2 separate regions of the Homo sapiens genome follow, and region 2 is linked to region 1. A link is an interaction called in ENCODE POLR2A ChIA-PET data of the cell type or tissue named here. Cell type or tissue: GM12878. All regions are shown on one strand. Links, peaks and the distances in the headings refer to the core of each region. The heading gives the core; the rest is flanking DNA. Region 1 overlaps SGSM3 (small G protein signaling modulator 3). Region 2 has its middle 57 kb from the start of TNRC6B.

Region 1 (4,391 bases), core at 284-4,283:
ATCAGGATGAGGTTGAAGTCAGTTGCCTGTCCCCTAGTTGGGGGCCTCAGGTCTGAAAGATGCCACCCACAGGGTTGCCTGCTAAAATCCCACCCAGCCTTCGGGCTCAGATCAAAGGCTACTCTTCCAAAAGCCGCCTCTGGTTACCACGCAACCTTCTCTGAACCTTCTTCTAGCAATTTCTCAACCTTCTATTTTCCTTGTTCTTCTCAGAGGTCAAAGATAATAAAATCAAGGCAAGAAACATGTTTTATGCAGTTGTGTCCCTATAATACTGAGAGCATAGTGCCACAGTGGTTGATTCACACAGGAAACATGGGGCTAAGATACCATCTCTGGTGGGGAACTCATAACCCTGTGTGAGTTGGCCACCTCTTCCTGGGCAGCCTGCAGAGCTGGGTCCCCTTCATACCACAGCGTGGGAGCACAGCAGGCTGGTGCCTGGCTAACTGCTATACCTGCGTGTACTTGGCCAAGATCTCCTGGGGCCATATGCTCGGAGTCAGGGCTGAGAAAGGGCCACAGGCAGGTGTATGGCTTCCTAAAACCAAAGAGGACCAGGAGAACAATCAAGAAAATGCAGAGGCAGGCCAGGCGCAGTGGCTCACGCCTGTAATCTCAGTACTTTGGGAGGCCGAGGTGGGCAGATCACCTGAGGTCAGGAGTTTGAGACCAGCCTGGCCAACATGGAGAAACCCATCTCTACTAAAAATACAAAATTAGCTGGGCGTGGTGGCACATGCCTGTAATCCCAGCTACTCGGGAGGCAGGAGAATAGCTTGAACCCAAGAAGCGGAGGTTGCAGTGAGCAAGGATCGTGCCATTGCGCTCCAGCCTGGGCAACAAGAGCGAAACTCTGCCTCAAAAAAATAAAAAAAAAATAGAAAATGCAGAGGCAAAATTCAAATCAGGAAATACCCTCTCCCTCTAAGAGCACCAGCATTAAAGGGACTGGCCCATCTCAAGCGTGCTGGGTAGGGAAGGAGCAGAGTGAAAGAAACCTCCTAGAAATCAGCAAATTTCTGGAGAAGAGGGGAAAGAAACAGCAGCACATTACAAAACATGACCAAACTTCATCTTCCGGCCTCTTTCTCCACCTGAGGACTGCAGATCTGCGGGTTGGAGAGCTGGAGGAGGAGAGCTAGAGAGCAGAGCTGAGAAGGAAGTTTTAATAACTTTCTCAGCCAGCCAGAAGCCTTCCCTACCATCTCCACCTCTCTTATCTGGATGGTGTTTTATGGAAAACAAGCCACCTTCCATCCCTCTGGCTCCTCTGTGAGAGCTTCAAACCCCGTTTCCAAGTCCAGCCCCTGCCTCTACCTGACATTGTGCTGGTGGGCTGGCAAGTCTTCTGCAGCTCCAATCTTAGAAGTCTCCTATCCTGCTATCTTAGAGCTGGAAGGCTCCTCAGGCTTCATCTGGTCCAGAATCATCTGCCCTGTTAGAAGAGAAAAGAGGAAAGTCATTCTATTTTTATTTTTATTTTTTTTTAGACAGAGTCTCGCTTGGTCACCTCAGGCTGGAGTGCAGTGGTGCAATCTCAGCTCACTGCAACCTCTGCCTCCTGGGTTCAAGAGATTCTTCTGCCTCGGCCTCCCGAGTAGCTGGGACTACAGGGTTGCACCACCACACCCGGCTGATTTTTGTCTTTTTAGTAGAGACGGGGTTTCACCATATTGGCCAGGCTGGTCTCGAACTCCTGACCTCGTGATCCCGCCGGCCTCGGCCTCCCAAAGTGCTGGGATTACAAGCATGAGCCACCGCGCCCGGCCAAGCCTTTACTTCCTTTTACTTCTAACCACAGAATTAAAGGCTCTCACTCTACGAAAGGAAGTAGGTGACAACGAGGAGATGTGGTTGAAAGATTTCAAGACAAGTTACATTCCGGTTTTTGAAATCATATTTACCTAAACCTGGCACTGAAGAAAAATTTACTTTTGCCATTTTTCACACAATGAGAATTCAGAAATGACAGTTGTTATCCTGGTCCATAACAGAACCTATTCTCCATGCTATCTGCCATGGAATTCTGGTGTTGGGAATTCTAGATAAATCGGGAAGAATTAGGTAAGTGAGAAGCAAAAAAGAGGAAAATCAAACCACCACTTCAAAGGAGCTGTGAGAAAATCCCAGTTCTCTTTAAAGACATACAAGTGTGGGGGCAAAAATAGCTCCTGTGGGCAGCTCAGCTGTGTCCCGGCCTCTGCTCCTGCCCCAGACACACACTGGCCAAGCCAAGTTTAGGATAAAGGCCACAGCAGAACATTCCTGACTGTTACAGAGGCTTTGGTACCCAAATGGGAGAGACGCTCCCTCCTGCTTCCAGACATGCCTGCTGAGAACCAGATGGCAGAACCTGCTTCCCCAACAGGCCAGCCATCCTGGTTGGTTGGTTCTGTGTGAAGAGAATGGAATTTTAATGTCTTCCTTCAGTGTAAAATATATGTGATATAGGGTTTCCCTCAGAACTATGAGCTGGATGATTACATATTTTTACATTAAAGAGACTGAGCTAGAAATTTTAAAAAGCATGTCATGTCATCATTCAATCCTTACAACACATTCATTCCTTACACAACAGAAAATAAGCCTAGGAGAGACTGATAGTTTCCAAATGGACTCCCAAAACTTTGCCCTGCCACACCATGTAACCCCACCCTGTGAAATGACGGACACATGGCCACCAGCTAGATGGCCCTGGGAATGGAACCCAGTGCTCTATTACGCCTCCTGCTGGCTTGGAGCCTGAGATGGCAAATGGCTGTGGCAGAACAACCACGTGTCAGCTTTGGGAGGGAGTGGGCTCAGCGCTCATCCTCTGCACCATGATTAAAAGTAAAGACATCTTGGCTGGGCGCGGTGGCTCACGCCTGTAATCCCAGCACTTTGGGAGGCTGAGGTGGGCGGATCACTTGAGGCCAGGAGTTTGAGACCAGCTTGGCCACCATGGTGAAACCCTGTCTCTACTAAAAATACAAAAAAATTAGCCAGGCATGGTGATGCATCCCTGTAATCGCAGCTACTTGAGAGGCTGAGGCACAAGAATTGCTTGAACCCGGGAGGCAGAGGTTGCAGTGAGCCAAGATCGCACCACTGCCCTCCAGCCTGGGTGACAGAGTGAGACTCTGTCTCAAAAAAAAAAAGTAAAGACATCTCCAGTCCAATCCTAGCTCTGCTACTCGTGTAGCAGAGTGGGCCTGTGCCCACTTGTTATAACCGTGGGCAAGTTTACTTCACGTCTGTATCAGTTTTCTTTTCGATAGAATGGAATAATAATACCTATGCCTTACTGTGGTTATGAGGATTACGTGAGCTGATGCAAATAAGGCCTTTAGCACACTGCCTGACACATATAAGTACTCAATAAGTATCAGGCAATTAGTAGTCCTAAAAATTTTTAGAAAGTTATTGTTAATATATGGACCCTCCTCATTGAGGTATACTAAAAACTATGTTGAACCATATTAAATTGCCGATATTCATCCATTACAGCCTAGAAAAATGACAACTGTGTATGGTTCCACATAACATGTCCCAGTTGAGAGCATGAGAAAGACTCCTCATCACCATCGGCCCCAGAGGCAGGGGTTTGGTTGGTGGTTCTGAAAGGGCAGAGTAAAAGTGTGACAGAGCACCTGCAGGCTGCTTGTAGCAGAGAAATCAGCTACATCTGGCTGTGGAGGCCTGAAGGGGCTGGGAAGGCCCACTCAGGAGTCCCTCCCCTTTCCTGATCTTGGCTGTCCTCCCACTCATTCATTCATCAGCAAATGGGGACTGAGCACCCCTAAGAGCCAGGCAGCTTCTAAGAGCTGGGACACAACAGTGGGGGAAAAAGTCCTGACCCTTACATTAGAGAATCAGATGACAGGCTGGGCCCGGTGGCTCACGCCTGTAATCCCAGCACTTTGGGAGGCCGAGGTGGGTGGATCACCTGAGGTCGGGAGATTGAGACCATCCTGGCCAACATGGTGAAACCCTGTCCTACTAAAAATACAAAAATTAGCTGGGCGTGGTGGCGTGTGCCTGTAGTCCCAGCTACTCGGGAGGCCGAGGCAGGAGAATCACTTGAACCCAGGAGGCAGAGGTTGCAGTGAGTTGAGATGGCGCCACTGCATTCCAGCCTGGTGACAGAGACTCCATCTCAAAAAAAAAAAAAAAAAAAAAAGACAGAATTGGATGATAAACACAGAAATAGATTGTGATAACTACAATGCTGTGAGGAAAAATAAAGGTCAAGGTGTGGAGACTATCAGAAGAGAGGGGATTTATATCAAGTGTTCAGGAGAAGCTCTTTAGAATATGGGTTAGGGACACCTGAGCAAAGACCAAAAGGAACTGAGGGCTCATGGCTACCTGAGGGAAAGGAGATCCAGGGAGAAGCAGCCCCAAGT
Region 2 (4,391 bases), core at 70-4,069, 280 kb after region 1:
AGTTTCCACCTTTGGCTCCTCTCCACCTGCACACAATCCACTCCAGAGAAGGTAACAGGATCTTACTTTAATGGTGAGTTTGGAAGGAGAAACAACGTAGGTGGAGCTCAGCCCTGTCTTTTCCTTCCTTCTGGAAACCAGCTGCCCCAGGAAGCCTGCATTCTCCTCTTCTCCTCCACCCATAAACACAGGACCCTCACAACTACCCGTGAGTAGGTCAGTCTGTGTTATTATGAAGTTCAGTGTTAAGTTCACTGGCCTGTAGATGTGTCACATTCTCCAATACAGCTTTTTTTTTTAAGCCCGGCCCCTCTGCCCAGTGGCACACATAATAGCAGTGGCAGCGGGAATGGGCGGTCCAATACCGCTTTATTAGTCAGAGAAACAGTATTTTGGTCTCCCAAATGCCCTCCTTTTAAAAAGGAGGGAAAAATGAAAAGTGTAACAATTTCTCGCTGCATATAAGCTTTTAAAAAGGAGGACATTTGGGAGACCAAAATATAGAGAGCCCAGTCAAGGGAAGGAGAGTGCTATTTATTGGGTCTCAAAGACCCTAACTTCTGGTGCGTGGCACCAAAATTTTGATAAATAGACAAGAACTAAAATTCAAGGGAGTAAAATACATGTGGCATTTTTGAGGCTTCTGTTAAGGCCAGGACTTTGGGCCTTGGACTTTAATGAGGGGGCACAGTATTTTCTTGTAGAAGCTTATATTAGGCTTTTTACTGTTGTTTTTATAGTTATACACTAGCTTGTAACTATTGAGGCTGAATTAGAGGTTTATAAACCATAGGCACACAGTATTTTGACCTTAGCAGCGACTGTAGTTATGGCAACTTTGTCTTCACGTAAGTGGCTGTTTCTATAGAGACAAGGCTGCGTACACTAGGCACATAAGCCTTAGCAAAGGGTTGGGGGCTTTGCAGGCCTCATCAAGAAACAAGCCACAGACGGTTGTGGCGGTGGTGGTGATGCTGGTATTGAAAGCTCATTTACATATCAGCTGTGCAGGCAGTCTCAGCATACACTGGCTGCTCTGGCCTAGCAAGCAAATGCCAGCTGTGCTGGCCTCAGCAAAGGGAATAGGGCATTAGTGGGCTTGGGTGGCTTCAGTGTACAGAAGGCTGCTGCTTGACCTTGAATTATGCCGGCACAGCTTTTCCTAAGCAGGCATGGCTGAGGAAAGATTAGACTTCAGGGAAAACAGACTTTCTTCCTACAGGCCTTTTAGACATCAGAAAGTGGAACAATTACTCGCTGCATATAAGCTGCAAAGCAGCTGAATTTCAAATAGCACACATGCATTACAAAACCAGTGAAGTTTTTCCTTTAAATTGCTTGTGCTAGGTTTATATAGGTGATTCAAAAGGAAAATGAAAATTAAGAGGTTTCTGGCTATACAAGGAAGGAAGGAAGGACGGAAGGGAGGGAGGGAGGGAGGAGGGAAAGGAGGAAGGAAGACTGGCATAACCCTGGCTGACCTAGACTTACTGGTTAAGAACAATGTACTAAGAAACAAAAGCTAGGGAATGCTAGGGGAGGAAAACTTTTTTCCCTGCTCCTGATGCTTCCTTCCACATGGGACAATATCCAATTTTTCATATTCCTGGCCTTGTATCCCTGACTCAGGCTGTCAGGGGTGAAGTCACTTCTCTGATGAGTGTGTTTGGAAGAAGAAACCAGGCTTGCATAGTCCAGCCCTTTTCTCTCCCTTTTCCCTTGGGGACACCTGTTCTGCTCTGCTCCTTTCGTTGGCTAGGAGGCAGGCGAGAAGGCAGGTCTATCCCAGACTAGTGGTGGTGGGCGAATAAACCTGTTAAGTCCTGCAGTTCAGTATTAAAAATCTGCTTGCCCTTAGATTTAAGCCAGTTCTCCTATGGCAACTTTATGAATGATAAACGTGAAATTTTGATCTCCACCTGTCTGCCTTACTCCTTTGTGCTAAGTCTCTGTTGGTTCAGAACTTGAGCAGGGAAGAGAATATTACTTATTGGATACCCTTTGATCTCAACTTATATCTGACATGTATCCTCCTCAGAATTAAGTTCAGTTTTCCATATCAGCCTTGTCTTCCAAATTATTCCATTACCACAGCATTAATCACACACTTTTACTTCCTAAGCTTTTCACTAACCTCATTTCTAATTACTCTCAAAGCACCCTGTATTCTGCATTCACGCAGGCAAATCTTTCCATTCTCAGCACACAACATGCTAATCTCTCTCTATGTATATCCTAGTCCACACCCTACTGGAAAACCCTTCCCCTCATCACCAATCCACATCTCTACCCTTCTAATATCTATTCAGTATTTTTTTTTTTTTTTTGAGACAGGGTCTCACTCTGTCACCCAGGCTGAAGTGCAGTGGCATGATCACGGCTCAATGTAGCCTCAGCCTCACTGGGCTTCCCAAGTAGCTGGAACTACAGGTACACATCACCATGCCCAGCTAATTTTTGTATTTATGGTAGAGTTGGGATTTCACTATGTTGCCCAGGCTAGTCCTGAACTTGTGAGCTCAAGCAATCCACCTGCCTAGGCCTCCCAAAATGCTGGGATTTAGGTGTGAGCCACAGTTCCTGGCCTCCAGTCAATTTTTATTTCTAAAAATCTTTCCTGATTAAAACCATGTAATGTGCCCACTTACTAAATGTCATATTGATACCCATTTTTATCTTTGTCCTTTATTTCACTTGCTCTCATTTTTTGTTGTTTTGGAGCTGTCCTTAGTTTTCAATGTTTCTTGAACAAACCTTGATAACATTCTTGTTTGAAGGCATGGCTTATGGTTGTGTCTAGGGCAACTTTACTTTCCTTTTGACAAAACAGAAGGTAAGTAAGGTAGGCAATGCAGAAGTGTGCGGTTAACTAAGGGTTCCATGTAAGAAGTGACAAAGTCTAATGTATCAGTGCTAACAGAGTCACAAAAAAGTCAGGGCAAAGCCCACTTACATGAAAACTAGAGGGGTGAACAAGTCATGCCAAAGTGACAAGTCATGTCCCCTCATGAGATGATGAGACAACACACAAGTGTTTACGTATGCATGTATGTATGTATGTTATCTATGTATGTATTTAGAGACAGAGTCCTGCTCTGTTGCCCAGGTTGGAGTGCAGTGGTGCAATATCAGCTCACTGCAACCTCTGCCTCCCAGGTTCAAGCGATTCTCCTGCCTCAGCCTCCCAAGTAGCTGGGACTACAGGCACGTGCCACCACGCCTGGCTAATTTTTGTATTTTTAGTAGAGACAGGGTTTCACCATGTTGGCCAGGCTGGTCTGGAACTCCTGACCTCAAGTGATCCGCCCGCCTAGGCCTCCCAAAGTGCTGGGACTATAGGCGTGAGCCACCGTGTCCGACCGACACAAGTGTTTAATTTCTGTTTTTGCACATCACTTCAACTTGGAGCAGTCACCAGTCTGTGACCTGTGGTAGGTGGTGGATAGTCTTGACCTGGCACAGTGCTTGCTACACACATGACAGGACTCAGCAAATGTTAAGAACTAAATACAAGTAATGTCCTACAGTACCTGTGCAAGTTCTTCCAGGAAAATTGCCAAATATGTTAATATTTTCAAGAGCCCTCCAGGATCCAGCCCTTGCCTGTCTCTCCAGCCTCGTCTGCCTGGTCTCTGTTCCATTTGTTCCAGCCGTAATGAACATCTTACAGCTTTGCCAATATGGCAGACTGTTTCAGGTTTCCATGTTTTTGTTGCTATCACTCCCTCTGCCTTTCCCTCCTCTGGTGCCACAAGGGGAGACCCTACTTTCCAATCAAGGCTCAGCTTTTATGAACTATTTCCTGATCCATCTCTAGGCAGAAATAATGATTCCTTCCTCAGTGCCTCCAGTGGATCTTGTTTGAATTCTATTATGGGATCTGTAACACTTTATTGGATTTATTTACTCACATAGATTCCTCTATGTGATAAGGATTAGACTGTCAACCCCTTGATACCAGACGCTATATCTTGTTAATCTCTGTATTCAGTCTACTCAAAACTGTGTACCTGGCATTTAATATGTATTCAATAAATTTCTATGTAAGAATGACTGAATTAATCAATGACAGTGCTTTTTCTTTAAAATGCAATAGATATCAATTCAATAAACATTTACTGTGCCTCTATCACATGCCAGATGGTGCTGGGATACTGTGTTATGCTGGAATGAGCTGTGGCTTTGAAAATGTAGAACCGTTCTTCTTTGTCAGTTATTAGCTGTGTGGTCTTGGGCAAGTTATTTAACTTTCTAATCCTGATATTTTCATCCATAAAGCTGTGCAGGAAAAGGTGTTATAAAGACTAAATTAAACAATGTGTGTAGAACTCTTAGCAAGGTGTCTAAGAGCATTTTATCTTATTTCTCTATACTACTGAGGCTGAACTGGA

Evidence for each region. Peaks named below come from ENCODE experiments on the same cell type or tissue, not always from the same donor. Only the 100,000 strongest peaks of a DNase experiment are listed, where the experiment ranks them.
Region 2: POLR2A ChIA-PET joins it to region 1 with 7 read pairs; 2 of 35 experiments call an interaction of 5 or more read pairs at or near these places.

The regions. Positions count from the first base shown.
Region 1 is chr22:40,397,743-40,402,133 of GRCh38, reverse strand. SGSM3 (small G protein signaling modulator 3) reads right to left here. Exons shown (of 22, transcript NM_015705.6): 2 at 1,321-1,438; 3 at 459-541. The coding sequence starts at 1,327. Among named protein-coding and RNA genes, the nearest start is that of SGSM3, 29 kb to the right of the region's middle. RefSeq lists enhancers at 3,120-3,219, 3,800-3,859. In GM12878, for the core only: no CTCF peak of the experiment used is centred there; a DNase peak (open chromatin) is centred at 1,843; H3K27ac peaks cover 2,437 bases.
Region 2 is chr22:40,118,272-40,122,662 of GRCh38, reverse strand. It overlaps a transcript of TNRC6B not described here. Among named protein-coding and RNA genes, the nearest start is that of TNRC6B, 57 kb to the left of the region's middle. In GM12878, for the core only: no CTCF peak of the experiment used is centred there; no DNase peak of the experiment used is centred there.